Linked DNA regions of Homo sapiens: all the other regions are linked to region 2. The links are chromatin contacts, found by Hi-C or POLR2A ChIA-PET in ENCODE. All regions are on one chromosome and are shown on one strand. Each heading gives the region's core, a stretch centred on a gene start or an enhancer-like site at or near the end of the contact. The rest is flanking DNA. Distances are from core to core; before and after follow the strand shown. Region 1 holds the start of ZNF467 (zinc finger protein 467). Region 2 holds the start of LINC01003 (long intergenic non-protein coding RNA 1003). Region 3 holds the start of INSIG1-DT (INSIG1 divergent transcript).

The links. Hi-C counts contacts between places; a loop is a spot of excess contacts on that map. ChIA-PET counts read pairs that join two places held with the same protein, here RNA polymerase II (POLR2A). Pooled maps may share reads with other maps.
Region 1: a pooled map shows a loop between it and region 2 (7-fold over the local background). The contact joins the promoter of ZNF467 here to the promoter of LINC01003 in region 2. A Hi-C loop is called at or near these places in 7 of 50 pooled maps. POLR2A ChIA-PET finds 5 or more read pairs at or near these places in 2 of 52 experiments (AG04450 and activated T-cell).
Region 3: a map of naive thymus-derived CD4-positive, alpha-beta T cell shows a loop between it and region 2 (12-fold over the local background). The contact joins the promoter of INSIG1-DT here to the promoter of LINC01003 in region 2. A Hi-C loop is called at or near these places in 1 of 168 maps with a recorded cell type or tissue (naive thymus-derived CD4-positive, alpha-beta T cell), 6 of 37 single-sample maps with no recorded cell type and 15 of 50 pooled maps. POLR2A ChIA-PET finds 5 or more read pairs at or near these places in 1 of 52 experiments (OCI-LY7).

What each region holds. Positions count from the first base shown.
Region 1 is chr7:149,771,711-149,776,236 of GRCh38, forward strand. ZNF467 (zinc finger protein 467) reads right to left here and starts at 1,878. Exons shown (of 5, transcript NM_207336.3): 1 at 1,398-1,878. It also overlaps the pseudogene SSPOP. RefSeq lists silencers at 1-224, 235-384, 1,321-1,500.
Region 2 is chr7:152,461,083-152,465,373 of GRCh38, forward strand. It overlaps LINC01003 (long intergenic non-protein coding RNA 1003), which reads left to right and starts at 3,042. Exons shown (of 1, transcript NR_027387.1): 1 at 3,042-4,291. RefSeq lists a silencer at 2,674-3,693 and enhancers at 2,966-3,467, 3,468-3,967.
Region 3 is chr7:155,297,342-155,301,776 of GRCh38, forward strand. It overlaps INSIG1-DT (INSIG1 divergent transcript), which reads right to left and starts at 1,639. Exons shown (of 2, transcript NR_183448.1): 1 at 810-1,639. INSIG1 (insulin induced gene 1) reads left to right here and starts at 537. Exons shown (of 6, transcript NM_005542.6): 1 at 537-618; 2 at 918-1,356; 3 at 4,225-4,349. The coding sequence starts at 945. RefSeq lists a silencer at 43-872 and an enhancer at 1,993-2,062.

The DNA of each region.
Region 1 (4,526 bases), core at 628-3,127, 2.7 Mb before region 2:
CCCCTCCCCCAGCAGACTCCCCTCCCCCATCTCCCCGGCAGCCTTCCCTCTGCCCCGCCCCTCCCGCTCCCTCTGCCTTCCGCCCTCTCTCCCCTGCGAATCGGGCCGGCGCCTCGGCTCCGCCCCCGGCCCCGCCCCTCAGGCTCCGCCCGCCCGAGCCCGGCAGGGCCAACCCCTCGAGGCCCCGTCCGGGTCGGCCCTCCGCTGCCACCGCCTCCCCTGACCCTACGCTCCGGGCCGCCTCGGCGGCAGCGCTCCCCTCCCCCTCTCAGACTCCAGGCTGCCTTTCCCTACCCTCCCGGTTCTCCCCCGCTCCATCTCCCTCCCCGGCTGCACACCCTCTCCCTTCCTTTCCCCCTCCTCTTTTCCTTCCTCGCCAACCCCCGCCCTCCTCCTCTCAGCTCTTTTCCCCAACCCAGTTCTCCTCTCCCCTCCCTCCTCTCCTCCCCCACCCCGGTTTCCCTTCCTTCTCCTTTCCTCGCCTCACCTCGGTTCCCTTCCCCTCCCCCTTTCCAGCCCTCCCCCACGTCTCCCCACCGCCCTCCCCCTCCCCCCTCCCTTCTGCAGCTCTCCTTCCCCTCCGAGGCCCCCGCCTCCCTTCCCCCTCTGTCTCCCCAGCAGGCTCCAGCTTCGCTTCCCTCCCCGTCCCCAGTCCCCAGAACCGCTCTTCCCCTCCCCCCTCCCAGGCTGCTTCCCAGCTCCCGGGTCCTCCGGCCCCCAAGCCTGGGGGTCTAGGGCTGACCCGCTCTCTCGGGACCTTCCCGCGGGCCCTGCCCTCCCCACTCCGTCTCCCCTCCGAACACCCCTCCGCGCCTCTCTTCTCCGCCGCGGCGCCCCCTCCCTATTTCTGCTCCCCTCGGACTTCTCACCCCTCCCAAGTTTTCCTCCCGACGGGACCCTCAGCTCCACCTCCCTGCCCCGCCGCCCTCCCAAGCAGCTCCGATCGCCGACTTCATTCCAGGTCCCGGCCCCCTCCCCAGCTCCGGGGCTCACCTGTCAGCGCCCTCCTCTCCCGCCCCTACCGAGTGGCCCGGTCCCCAGCGCCCGCTTCTTCCTCCCCTTCCCCCTCGGCCCCCTCCCACACTCCCTCTCTCCTCCCCTCGGGGCCCGTCGTCCCCCTTCCCACCTGCCTCCCGCCCGACCCCCTCCCAGCCCCCGCCCTTCCCTCCAGCCCCCCCGGTCTCCTCTACCCCCACAGCCCTCACCCTGCCCGCGCCGGCCTTGCCCTCCCTTCCCCCCAGCCCCCGACCTCCCCGGACCCGCGCCCCTCCCCCACGCCCGCCGTCCGCGCCCCTACCCCCGGGGCTGTCACCTGCGCGGAGCCGGCCGTGACCCAACCGCGGCGCTGAGGGAGACGCGGGCGGGGCCGCCTGCAGAGGAGCCTCCCCGGCCCTTACCTGGCTGGCCGGCCGCTCCGCCCGCGCCGCGGGGACCCAGGCGCCCGGGCCTCCTGCCCCGCCGGCTCTGCTCACAATGGCGCTCGCCGCCTGCAGCTCGGGTGCTGACGGCCTGAAAGACTGACAGACTGACAGCCCCGAAACTTCGCGGGGAGGAGAGGGATAGACGCGCGGGGAGTCGAAGCCGGGAAACGGCGCCTGCAAGGGAGGAGGGACCGAGGGAGCGGGCGGAGAGCCCCGGCGCACCGGGCTGGGGGAGGCAGGGGCAGGGGGTTTCAGGAGTGGGGTCCCAGGAGGGAGCACCGTGGGCTTAGGTGGGCAGGTGATGGTCCTAAGGCTCCGAGCCTGGAGTAGGTGTGGAAGTGGGAGCTCAGGACGGGGGAGGGGAGGGGAGGGGAGGGGAGGGTGATGGGAGAGGGGGTGGAGGAGGGCGAGGAGGCTGGGGAGGACAGGCACTCGGGCTGCGGGGAAGGGTGCCAAGGGAGGGTGCTCGCGGCCGCGGAGGGAGGAGCCGGGGAAAGGTGGAGCGCGAACGGGTGGGGGGGTGGCGGGGAGGAGTTGGGGGAACGAGGAGGGGCCGTGTCGGGGGGGAGCCAGCGAGTCGTGCGCTGCCGTCTCTAAGTCGCCGGTGCCAGCCGGGTGTGCAGCGCCGCGCTCCCGCGGGAGGACGGCCCGGGGGGTCGGTCTGGGAAACTCCGGCCCCGCCCCCATTCTCCACCCGGATTCCACCCCGATCCACCCAGACCCGCAGCCCCTCGCCTGGAGTCCCGAGGACCCGATTCGAAACCAGCCGCGGGAGCCGTGGGGGCAGGCGGGAGAGAGGGCTGGGCCCCTGTGCTTGCGAGAACGGGTCCTTCGAAGTAGAAACTGGGGAGAGGACTTTAAGCCAGGTCCCCTGGGAGAAGGCCGGGCCAGGTCGGGAGCTCCAGGGGGCAAGGCTGGGACGGGGCTGGGCGGAGATTCTGAGGGCGGGGTCCGGGGGAGGGTCTGGGAGGGGGCTGCAGAGAGGGGAGGGCTCTATGGGCGGGAGACGATTGCTGGGGGGCCTGCTGGCCCGGACACCACCTGGAGTTAGATGTGGAGGGCAGCCCTCAGCCCTCAGCCCTCAGCCCCAGCTCCTCAGGGGACTCCACTCGCCCTCCCTGCCCAGGTTACGAGGTTTCTCCTTGGCCTTGTTCCCGCTGCGCCCACTCCTGAAAGCTCCGGAGATGCTGAAGTCTGGACTGTTAGTTCCCGGTCTCCTCTCCATGAACTTTCTCCAAACCCCTGGGTTCCAGCTTCCTCCCTTCTGCCCCTTTACGGGAAAGGGTGACTGCAACTCGGGTCTCTTCCCAATCCCAGTGCTGCCTGATCAGCCCCGGTTTGAATCCAGAGCTGAGTGAGGCTGGGAAGGGGAGGGTGTGAATGGCCCTTGAGCTCCTGCTACCACAGCCCACCACAAGGATGAGTGCCTGGAAGAGCGCCCATCACTCGGGCTCAGCTGTGAAGGCTCCTCTGCCTCCAGGATGAAGGGAGCACCTGGAGTAGCATGTGTCACTGTGCGTGCTGGGGTGTGGCCGAGCACCTGTGCCGGTGTTGTGAGACTTACAGTGAGAGTGTGCATGTGTGTAAAACAGGAAAGGGGGGTGTCTGGGTGTGCGTGTGGCTCTTTCTGAGGACTCCAGAGCAGGAGTTGATCCCAGTCATCCGTGACCCCCTGAGAGACTCACTCTGGGCCCTTTTTTGGCCCTGGGACCAATGGTGAACCCAGGAGAAGGAGAGCCCGGCCCAGCTCTGGTTAACAGCAGCCCCCTTCCTCCCCTAGGTGGAATGACTCTACAGGATACTCGGAGGGATATCAGGTTTAGGAGACCGAGGGGTGTGGAGTCGGAGCCAGGCTGCATTCCAGCCCGGGTGTCCGGGTGTGCTCAGAGCTCTGCTGGGACCAGGGTGGACCCCGGATTCCCCTGTGGAGCCTGTCACTGCCCCTCCCAGCCGGATTCTCGGATTATTTCATCCGGCTTAGCTCTGCCCCAGGGCTGGGGGAGCTGGCTCCCCCGCCCACTCCTTCCAGAGGGTCCTCTCATTCCTCAGCATAGGCTCCCCAGTTCTAGACCCCAGAGACTCTAGGAGACCCTCGAAGAAGGAGACAGGGTGGGCCCAACCAGCCACACATAATCATCCCCAGCAAGAAACTGGACCCTGGAGAAAAGGGTACATGTTGCCCACGCATCTCCACACACTCAGGAACCCCAGCTACCCTAGAAGTGCTCCCACTCACTGCCCCCGACTCCTCAGTTTGGGCAAGAGAGGGGCGGGAGGCAGGGGAGCATCATCCAGGCAGAAGTTCAAGGCTGGAAGACCCCATCAGTCGTTTAGCCCAGGAGCTCTTAACCTTTTCATGGGGTCATGGCCCTCTTGAGAATCTAATAAAAGTATAGAACTGTCTTCAGAAAAATGTGCACATACAATTTCAAAGAATTACTGGAGTCTGAGACCTATTTGTGCATCCCTGGGAAGTCCCTGAAATTTTTACTGGGAAGGAAATTGAGGCCCAGAAATGGAGGGTGGCTTGCCCAGAGCCCCATGTTAATTTGTGGTAGTGCCTGAGAGTGTGAAAATACACACACACACACACACACACACACACACACACACACACACACACAAAGGGAAACAGATGCACTGGAAGGGGACAGGAAGGAGACTGTTTCCAGGGAGAGCTGGCCTCTGAGGGGCTGGTGTGGCAGGTCCAATCCGGTTGTGGGCAGCTGGTGCCCTGGGGCATGAGACTGGAATAAAGCCCCCCACAGCCCCCAGAACTGGCCACTGGGCTGCGGGGAGGCTGCGTGGGGCAGGAGAGAGCACCGCTGGCCTCTCTGCCCTCTCTGCAGCATTGCCTCTCTTGAGCCCAAGCCTCACGTTCCCCAAAGGTGCCCTGGGGGTGAGGGCACCATGCTACTCCCTGCCCTCCTCTTTGGGATGGCGTGGGCCCTGGCTGACGGGTAAGCAGCCCACCCTGGACCCCTCTGACAAGGGTCCTCCTTCTGCCGCATGCCCAGGGACCCTCTGGGGCATCAGACTCCGTGCCCCCCACCCCCGGGATCCTCCCTCCACCCCCGCCACTTCCCATGAGTGTCTCTCCCTACC
Region 2 (4,291 bases), core at 1,792-4,291:
AATTAACTGGGCACCATGGTGGGTGTTTGTAATCCCAGCTACTTGGGAGGCTGAAACAGGAGAATCACTTGAACCCAGGAGGTGGAGGTTGCAGTGAGCCGAGATCATGCCACTGCACCCCAGCCTGGGTGAAAGAGCAAGACTCTGTCTCAAAATAAATAAATTAATTAAATTAAATTAAAATTAAAAAAATTAGCCAGGTGTGGTGGTGCATACCTGTAGTCCCCACTACTTGGGAGGCTGAGGTGGGAGGATCACTTGAGCCCAGGAGGTCAAAGCTGTAGTGAGCCGAGATTGCACCACTGCACTCCAGCCTTGGAGCCTTGGCAACAGAGAGAGACCCTGTCTCAAAAAAAAAAAAAAAAAAAAAAAAAAAAAAGAAAGAAAGAGAAAGAAAGAGAAAGAAAGAAAAAAGAAAAAGAGGCCAGGTGCAGTGGCTCATGCCTGTAATCCCAACACTTTGGGAGGCTGAGGTGGGCAGATCACTTGAGGTCAGGAGTTCGAGACCAGCCTGACCAACATGGCGAAACCCTGTCTCTACTAAAAATACAAAAATTAGCTGGGTGTGGTGGCAGGCACCTGTAATCCCAGCTACTAGGGAGGCTGAGGCAGGAGAATCACTTGAACCTGGGAGGCAGAGGTTGCAGTGAGCCAAGCATGGGCGACAGAGTGAGACTCCATCTCAAAAAAAGGAAAAGGAAAGGAAAGGAGGAAGAAACGAAGAAACGAAGGAAGAAAGGAAGAAAGAAAGAAAAATAAAGAAAAGAGAGAGAAGAGGGAAGGGGAGGGGAGGGGAGCAGGGAAGAGAGGAGAGGCTGGGCCCAGTGGTTCACACCTGTAAGCTGAGGTGAAGGAGTTTGAGACCAGCCTGGCCAACATCGTGAAACCCCATCTCTACTAAAAATACAAAAATTAGCCAGGGTTGGTGGCACGTGCCTGTAATCACAGCTACTCAGGAGGCTGAGGCAGGAGAATCGCTTAAACCTGGAAGGCGGAGGTTGCAGTGAGCTGAAATCGCACCATTGCACTCCAGCCTGGGCGACAGGGCAAGACTCCGTTTCAAAAAAAAAAAAAGGAGAAAGAAACAAAGAAAGAAAGAAAAATGCCTCCCCAAGGTGACAGACGAGCTAAGCCAGGCGAAAAGTCTAAAGAAATTCAAGTGCAAAGGCCCTCTGGCAAAAAGGTCTTGGCAGAAAGGTGGTCAGTGTGCCTGCTGCACTGAAACTGCTCCTGTAAGGCAGGGATCCTATAAGGTAGGCCTTGAATGTCATGATGGGGAGCTCGGTTAGGACCCCCATGATAGGTAGGAAGGCAGCTGGAAAGAGCAGTTCTGCCATTTTTACGGATACATTCATGAGCCATGATGGGTCGTCCTGGTGGACCTCTGGAGCCTGACCTGGGTCCACGTTTGAGGTCTCCGACTTTAGTGACCCTGGGAAAGTTACTTGAGTTTCCTCATTTGAATAGCCAAGGGTTTCTCGTGTTTGATGCCAAATGCCTTGTGCGGGGATTGGCTCCAAACCTCAGCCTCATCAGTCAATTTATCCTTACGTTCAAGAGCAGCCATTTACAAAACGAGCTCAGAAAATTAAAAAAAAAATACAAACTTTAAATCGCCAGAATACTGCATAAACTAAAAGTAGGCCGGGCGCAGTGGCTCACGCCTGTAATCCCAGCACTTTGGGAGGTCGAAGCGGGCGGATCACCTGAGGTCAGGAATTCGAGACCAGCCTGACCAACATGGAGAAACCCCGTCTCTACTAAAAATGCAAAAATTAGCTGGGCATGGTGGTGGGCGCCTGTACTCCCAGCTATTTGGGAGGCTGAGGCAGGAGAATTGCTTGAACCCAGGAGACGGAGGTTGCAGTGAGCTGAGATCGCGCCACTGCACTCTAGCCTGGGCGACAGAGCGAGACTCCATCTCAAAGCAAACAAACAAATAAAAACAAAGTAAAAGTAAATTCCCCAGGCAAAGCTGATTATATTGCTGGGATAATCGACTTTGTCACTGCAGTCTCACTTGGTACTTTAAGAAACTCCATCTTGATCCTAGGTCTGGGTCGATCTGGGCGTTCCTGCTAATTTTCTGTTTTAAAAACCTAAAGCAATAAAAATGTTGATATTGACATTTATCATTTTTATCCTCGCCCTCTGCCTTGTTTTGCTGGGAGATCTGTTCCACTTGGCTGAGTTTAGGGAGGGCGGGGAAGCGGGGGAGAAACCGAGGCGCAGGGTGGAGAAAGGGAGAAGCCTTGCAGACTGAACACATGAGAAAACCTGGAGAAGGGATTCGCTGCTGCTTATTTCAGGGAAGAAAACCGAGAAGTGAAGCACAGAGGGGTCAGGTTCCGGGAGCGGCGGGAAGGTTGTAGGGGGCCCCAGGGCAGGTCCTGGAGCTCAGGCAGCCGGCACCGGGAGCCCAGCTCAGGCTGCGGGGTGCAACCGGGCAAGAGCGCTCGGGCTGCCGAAACGGGAGGAGATCAGAAAAAGGAGAGACATGGAAAAAAGGAGAGGAAGAGGAGCAACACTCAAGAGGGAAGGAAGAAGGCAGACACTGAGGAACGCCCGCAGGAACCCGCAGACAAGCAGAGAGCCGGGCTGCGCTGGGAGCGGGGCCCGCGGAAGGGGCGGGGCGCCAGGCGGCTCGAGGCCAATGGGAGGGCGGGCCGGGGCGAGGGCGGGGCACTAGGCGAAACGACGCCAATGGGAGGGCGGGCCGGGGCGAGGGCGGGGAATTAGGCGGTGCGAGGCCAATGGGAGGGCGGGCCGGGTCCTCTGGGCTGAGGCGGGGTGCCAGGCGGCACGAAGCCAGTGGGAGGGTGAGTTAGGGGCAGGGGCGGGGTCCCAAGCCAATGGAAGGGTGATACCGAGAGGGCGGGGCGCCAGGCGGCGAGAGAGCCAATGGGAGGCCGAGCCGAGGACCGCGGGCGGTGGGCCTCCCCCCGAGAGGAGGGAGACCCGGAAGGCGGTGGGGGCGGGGAGTGGAGCTGACAACCTGTCAAATCCACTTTGGGACGAACTAGGTCACGCGCTCCGCGGGTCGGGCACCCCCGCCCGCCAGGCACGGCCGCGGCTCCTTCCTCTTCCTGCCCGCGGTAGTGGGGGTGGGGCAGGCCTCGGGACACCTGCCTCCGCCGCCGGCCGCCGGCCGCCGTCCTCGCGCGGCTTCCCGGGCGGCTCTGCCCCGACCGTAGACTCCCGGCCCGCTCGCCGCGGCAGGAGCCGTGGTTCCGCGGACCTGGGCGCGCTCTCTCCCTGGCCACTGGGAGACCCCCCGCGGCCTCGCGGGGAAAACCTCGGGACTGCCCCGCGCCCCCGGCCGTCTCTGCGTCGCTCCTTCTCGCCCGCGACCGTGGACTCGTCCTCGCGAGCCTGGGTTGGCGGAAGCTGCGGGGGCCGGGGTCGCACTACTTGGCGCGGAAGGGCCGGCGGTGGGCGGAGGGATCCCCGTCCGCGGGGTGAGCCGCTGGGCGGAGCCGGGAGGAGCCGCGAGGATCCGCAGTGGGGAGCCGGGAGGAACCTGGCGCCGGCACCCACCCGCCGCGCCCACGCGTGCCGCGGTCGCTTGTTTCCCGCGGGAGCCCGGCCGCGCTCGGGGGGAGGCGCGCGCGCAGCTGGGGCTGCCTGGGTCTAGGAGCTCCGGAGCCACCGTTTTGTGCCCGTGGAGCCGCGGGGAAGGCGCACGCGCTCGGGTCTTCCCGGCGGGTCGTCCTGCACTTTCTCCCTCTCCGGTACGGACCGCGGCGTTCTGTTTCCAGGCAAAGGAAAATAAGTCAAAGACTCAGAAGGCAGCCTGAATCCAGGGCCTGGGATGCAGGGTTTGCTGGAACGCCAGCCGGTGCGATCGCGCCCCTGGGATTCCGCTTAGCCCGCGCGTCCATTTCCCTGCATGGTGGACTCAGTAAAGCCGGATCTGTCCAACGCCTGCAGCGTGGATGTGGAGGCGGACTAATCAACTAGTGCTCTGTTATTATTTCTACCCATCCCTTTTCTCCATGCTAATTTGCTTAGAACTTTAACATTGAATGGACAGCAAATGTCATGTTCTGTTTAATTATCACTCCTTGACCATTATGTTAATTTCTTTCCCTAACAAGGTGACGCATTGTTTTAAGTAACAATGACCAACTCATCTACTCTTCTTCCAAATTGTGTAAATTGAAGGGTAAAATGTGGGAAAACGCTAAATTTGAATGCTAAATTTGAACATTTCACACAACAATAATTTGAAATGCTTCTTTGCAATATTATGGCGTTTCGGAACAGATAAAAATACTTCATTTTCAGACAT
Region 3 (4,435 bases), core at 389-2,888, 2.8 Mb after region 2:
AAGCCCGCCATTGCGCTGAGCAGGGGCCTCCCCGCCGCCAGAGCCCGCGCCCCTCCAGGGAGGCCCGCGCGATCGAGACCCGCCGCCTCCCGGCCAGGCGCGGGACACCAGGCGAGGGGAGCCAGGAGCCGGGAGGGGCGGCGCCGGGCCCGCAACCCCACCCTGTCCTGCCTCCGCCTCCTCCCGGCAGGACCGTCCCCTCCCAGGCCCCAGCTCCGCGGCCGCCCACTCGCAGCCGGCCAGTCCCGCTCGGGCCCGCGTGCCCCGCAGCCGCCACGCGCCCCGCAGTCCGTGCCGAGGCTCCCGCCCGAGTGCGCGCGGGCCGGCGGTGGCGTGTGCGCACGTCATATGGGCCGCCGGCCTCCCATTGGTTGCGGCCGCCTCACCAGACCGCGTGCGGACGGGCTCGCGGGCGGGGCGGGGCAAGCTCAGGCCACGCCCCTGGGCGGTGCGCGCGGGCGGTGGGTAGGCCGGGCAGGCTCACGTGATGCGGGCCCCGCGGCCCGCCATATAAACCCGCGCGCCCGCCAGGCGCTGCGGCCGTCCCGGGCCGTGACTCCTCCTTTCCCCCGCCCCGCCTCCGTTCGGAGAGCCGGCGGGCGGGCGCCTCTCGGCCAGGTACGCGGCCGGCTGGGATAGGGGTCGCGGGCGGGCTTTGGTCGCGCAGCAGCCGGTCCTCCCCGGAGGTAGGCGGGCGCGGGCCCTGTTGGGTCTTTGGGACGCGGGTCCCGCTGGGGCCGGGGATGCTGCTCGCTGTGAGCGCGGGTCCCGTCCGCCGCTGGCCCCGGGCGGGCGCACGGGGGTCTAACCTTGGGGGGCGGCGCTGCCGCCTGGCCCGGGTGCCGGGGTTCGCGTCCCGCGGGGCCTTCCTCGCTCTTTGTCTCTTCTGAGTGAACTTGATGACCCCCTTCTTCCAGGAAGCGCCTCTTGGACGCGTGTGACCGATGCCCAGATTGCACGACCACTTCTGGAGCTGCTCCTGTGCGCACAGCGCGAGGCGCCGAGGCCCCCCGCGAGCCAGCGCCGCGGGGCTGGCGGCCAAGGTTGGGGAGATGATCAACGTTTCCGTGTCCGGGCCCTCCCTGCTGGCGGCCCACGGTGCCCCGGACGCTGACCCCGCGCCCAGGGGCCGCAGTGCTGCGATGAGCGGCCCCGAGCCCGGCAGCCCCTACCCCAACACCTGGCATCATCGCCTGTTGCAGAGGAGCCTCGTGCTCTTCTCGGTTGGGGTGGTCCTAGCCCTGGTGCTCAACCTGCTGCAGATCCAGAGGAATGTCACTCTCTTCCCCGAGGAGGTGATCGCCACCATCTTTTCCTCCGCCTGGTGGGTCCCTCCCTGCTGCGGGACAGCAGCTGGTGAGTACCCCTCCTGGTTCTTCTGGAAGTAAAAAGGGTGTCTTTTCGGTTGAAAGTACTTTTCAGCCTATAAGAAACATGCATTTGAAACTGGAACTATCCACAGATTGAAAGTGTGCATCTCCAGTCTTGGGATTTAGAGAAATGAAGGAGGGGTAGAGAGGACCTGGCACCCCCGAGGGCGGGTTCGGGCCACAGCTCTCTGAAGTTTGAGGAAGCACAGTGATGGAGATGAGGCAGGGAGATAATTGGCTGTTCAAGCAGGTGCTGTGCCAAGCTGACTGAGGGCCCTTCCCTCCTGGCGTCCGGGTACAGCCCCAGCTGTCATCCCGCGCCAGCCGCCCCGGATTGGCCGCCTGGGGAACTGGTGAGCAGCGGGACTGAAAGGCCATTGGTCGCGGCAGCAAACATGCTACCCTGCTGGATAACTGAAAACAAACCCGTCACATGGGTTCAGGAGGCGGTTGCCAGGGGAGCAACTTCTCAGCACTTCCTTTTGCCGGGTCGCTGAGTAAACTGTGGTCTGAAGCCAAACCGCCTACACCCTGAACTGTTAGAGCTCTGTAGATTACGTTCTTAAGGAAAAGAGTAACCCCCTTACGGCGTTTAGATTTTCGTACACCCAAGCAGTAGCATAGATGCTGTACAACGTAACACTGAGTCAGTCTGAACTGTGGACACGGGGACTGCTGGGTGTGTGTACTAGACTTTCTTGGCTATCATTGAACCGCTTTTATAGAAATGTTGAGTTGATCTTGGCTCAGCAGATCACTTACTGCTCCTGTAGTCACACAGCATTTGTTTATTTAACGAGCTTGTCGGGTGCTTTCTGCAACCTCAACTCTATAAGCTGTTGAAATGTTAATCCAAAAGTGAGCACCACAAGCCCCTATCCTTAAGCAGCTTAGAGTCTGGTGGGGAAAACAAACCAGTATGTCAGTGACTCCAGTGCAGTGCAGGGAGCATCCTGTTTGCTTTGTGGCTGACGTTTGTCAGCTGACTGCTGACCATAGGCTTCAGATGCTTTGCTGTGTTCATTCCTTACAGCAATACCATGTGTAGCTTCATTTATAGATGTGGCAACTGAATCACAGGTGAAGTCACATCCAAGGGTGCGCAGGTAGAAAGGGGCCAAGCCATCGTTGGTAACTGCTCCTGCTGCCTTGGTAGGTGTGTCTCCTGCACTGTGGAAACACATTGCCTCAGTTGACTCACTGAAAACAGCAAGCAGCAGAGAGGTTTGTAGCAGATTAACAGAGGGCTCCGTGTTGAAGAACTAGGACAGGTGTCTGTAATTATTAAGTAGTGGGTAGAATGTTTTCATATTTGTTCTCGGAGGGACGGGATCCTCTTTCGTTTTTCGAAACACTTTATGTGGCTGTACTAATTGAACATTTTTTGAGAACTATATCTAGATTTAAAATTCCATGTTTCATATACATTTGGCAGAATAGTTTCTTTCCTTTAACCAAAAACTTGATCTTAGAAATGAAATAGTTTAGCCTTCAGTATTTGTAATTGGATCCTCAAGGGTTTCTAGGAATATCTGGACAATTTCTCATACTCTCATATTCTACTTTTTTTTAAACCATCAGCCAAGAGCATAAGTAAAATTTTTCATAGTATGTTTTTTACCTATTTATTTATTAAGCTATAGTGAAGTAAAGTTAATTTGGGGGGTCCATTTTTCAGAACTCCAAAATTAGAACCTGATGAAGTATAATAAATTGAAAACAACATTTTTTATCTGAATGTTTGATGCAAACTGTGTTTCTTGTTTCTCAGTTGAACCTAAAATGTATATTTCTTTCATACTACACTGAGGTGAAACAATTGCAGGGTTCTCAAGAGCCCTGGGACACAGTGACCCTTGTGTCCCAGCATCCAACCCCACGGGCCGGCACCCCACTCCCCCCTACAGACATTCATTCCTGCCTTCATCTTTGCCATTTTACTTCTCTTTTGGAATGCCATTCCTTCCCACCTGTCCAAATTCCAAGTTCGTGTCTATAAAGAATAACTATTCCAGACCACAGTGATCTCTTTCTCTGTGTCCCAGTTACATAATCCTTATAATTTTACACATGAGAAAACAAACATGCAGAGCCACGTCCCATCAGAGGGCAAGCTGGGATTTGAGGCTGAGTTTTCTCTTCTTGGTCTGGTGTTCTTTCCGCAGCTTGAGGCTTGACCATGCGGGAACCAGATGGAGAATAAGCGAAGCCTGTGTGGGGCTGTCTCGCCCCGTACTTGCCCATGTGCATGTGTGCACAGTAGGTGCTCAGTGCCTCGTACAGAACATGCTAGAACCCCCGAAAATCAACTCCAGGGCCACTCTAGGAGCATGTGACCCAGACTGTCAAAGTCACATCAGCAAATATGTATCTCATCACGTGCCCAGCCCCAGTACTGGGTGGTGGCAGGAGTGTCAGAGCTGTGATGTGACAGGGTGTGGACAGATGCTAACCTTTTTATTGTAAGATAGAAATCACACCGGATGAAAAGACAAGGTGAACTACATAGTCATTTAAGTTCTGTGTGCTTTAGGCAAATGTGGATATTAAATATAAGGTTACATATTGCTCATATTAATATGAATAATCCCTGCTTGATTCCTTCCTGTGTTTACTGAGACATGTTCAACTACACTAAATAATAGTGATTTTTAAAAAACTTTTCCAAACAGTACAATTTTGTGGGAGTGGTACTCAAAGAGAACAAGAATATAAAATCACTCTGAAGTTATAGCTGATAATTTTTTCTAGGAAAAGGACTGGTTTGAGTAATGTACTGTGTTACTAATGACCACGTTGAAATTCTGGAACTTGAATCTGCTGTATTCTAACATTGTCAACTTTTTTAAAACAGCTGTTGTTGGCCTACTGTACCCCTGTATCGACAGTCACCTCGGAGAACCCCACAAATTTAAGAGAGAATGGGCCAGTGTCATGCGCTGCATAGCAGTTTTTGTTGGCATTAACCACGCCAGTGCTGTATCCTTAATTTTCTGTGCTACGTCCAGAGTATCTTCTTAGGTTATATATTGAAGCGTTTTGTTTTGTTATATACTCAAATGACT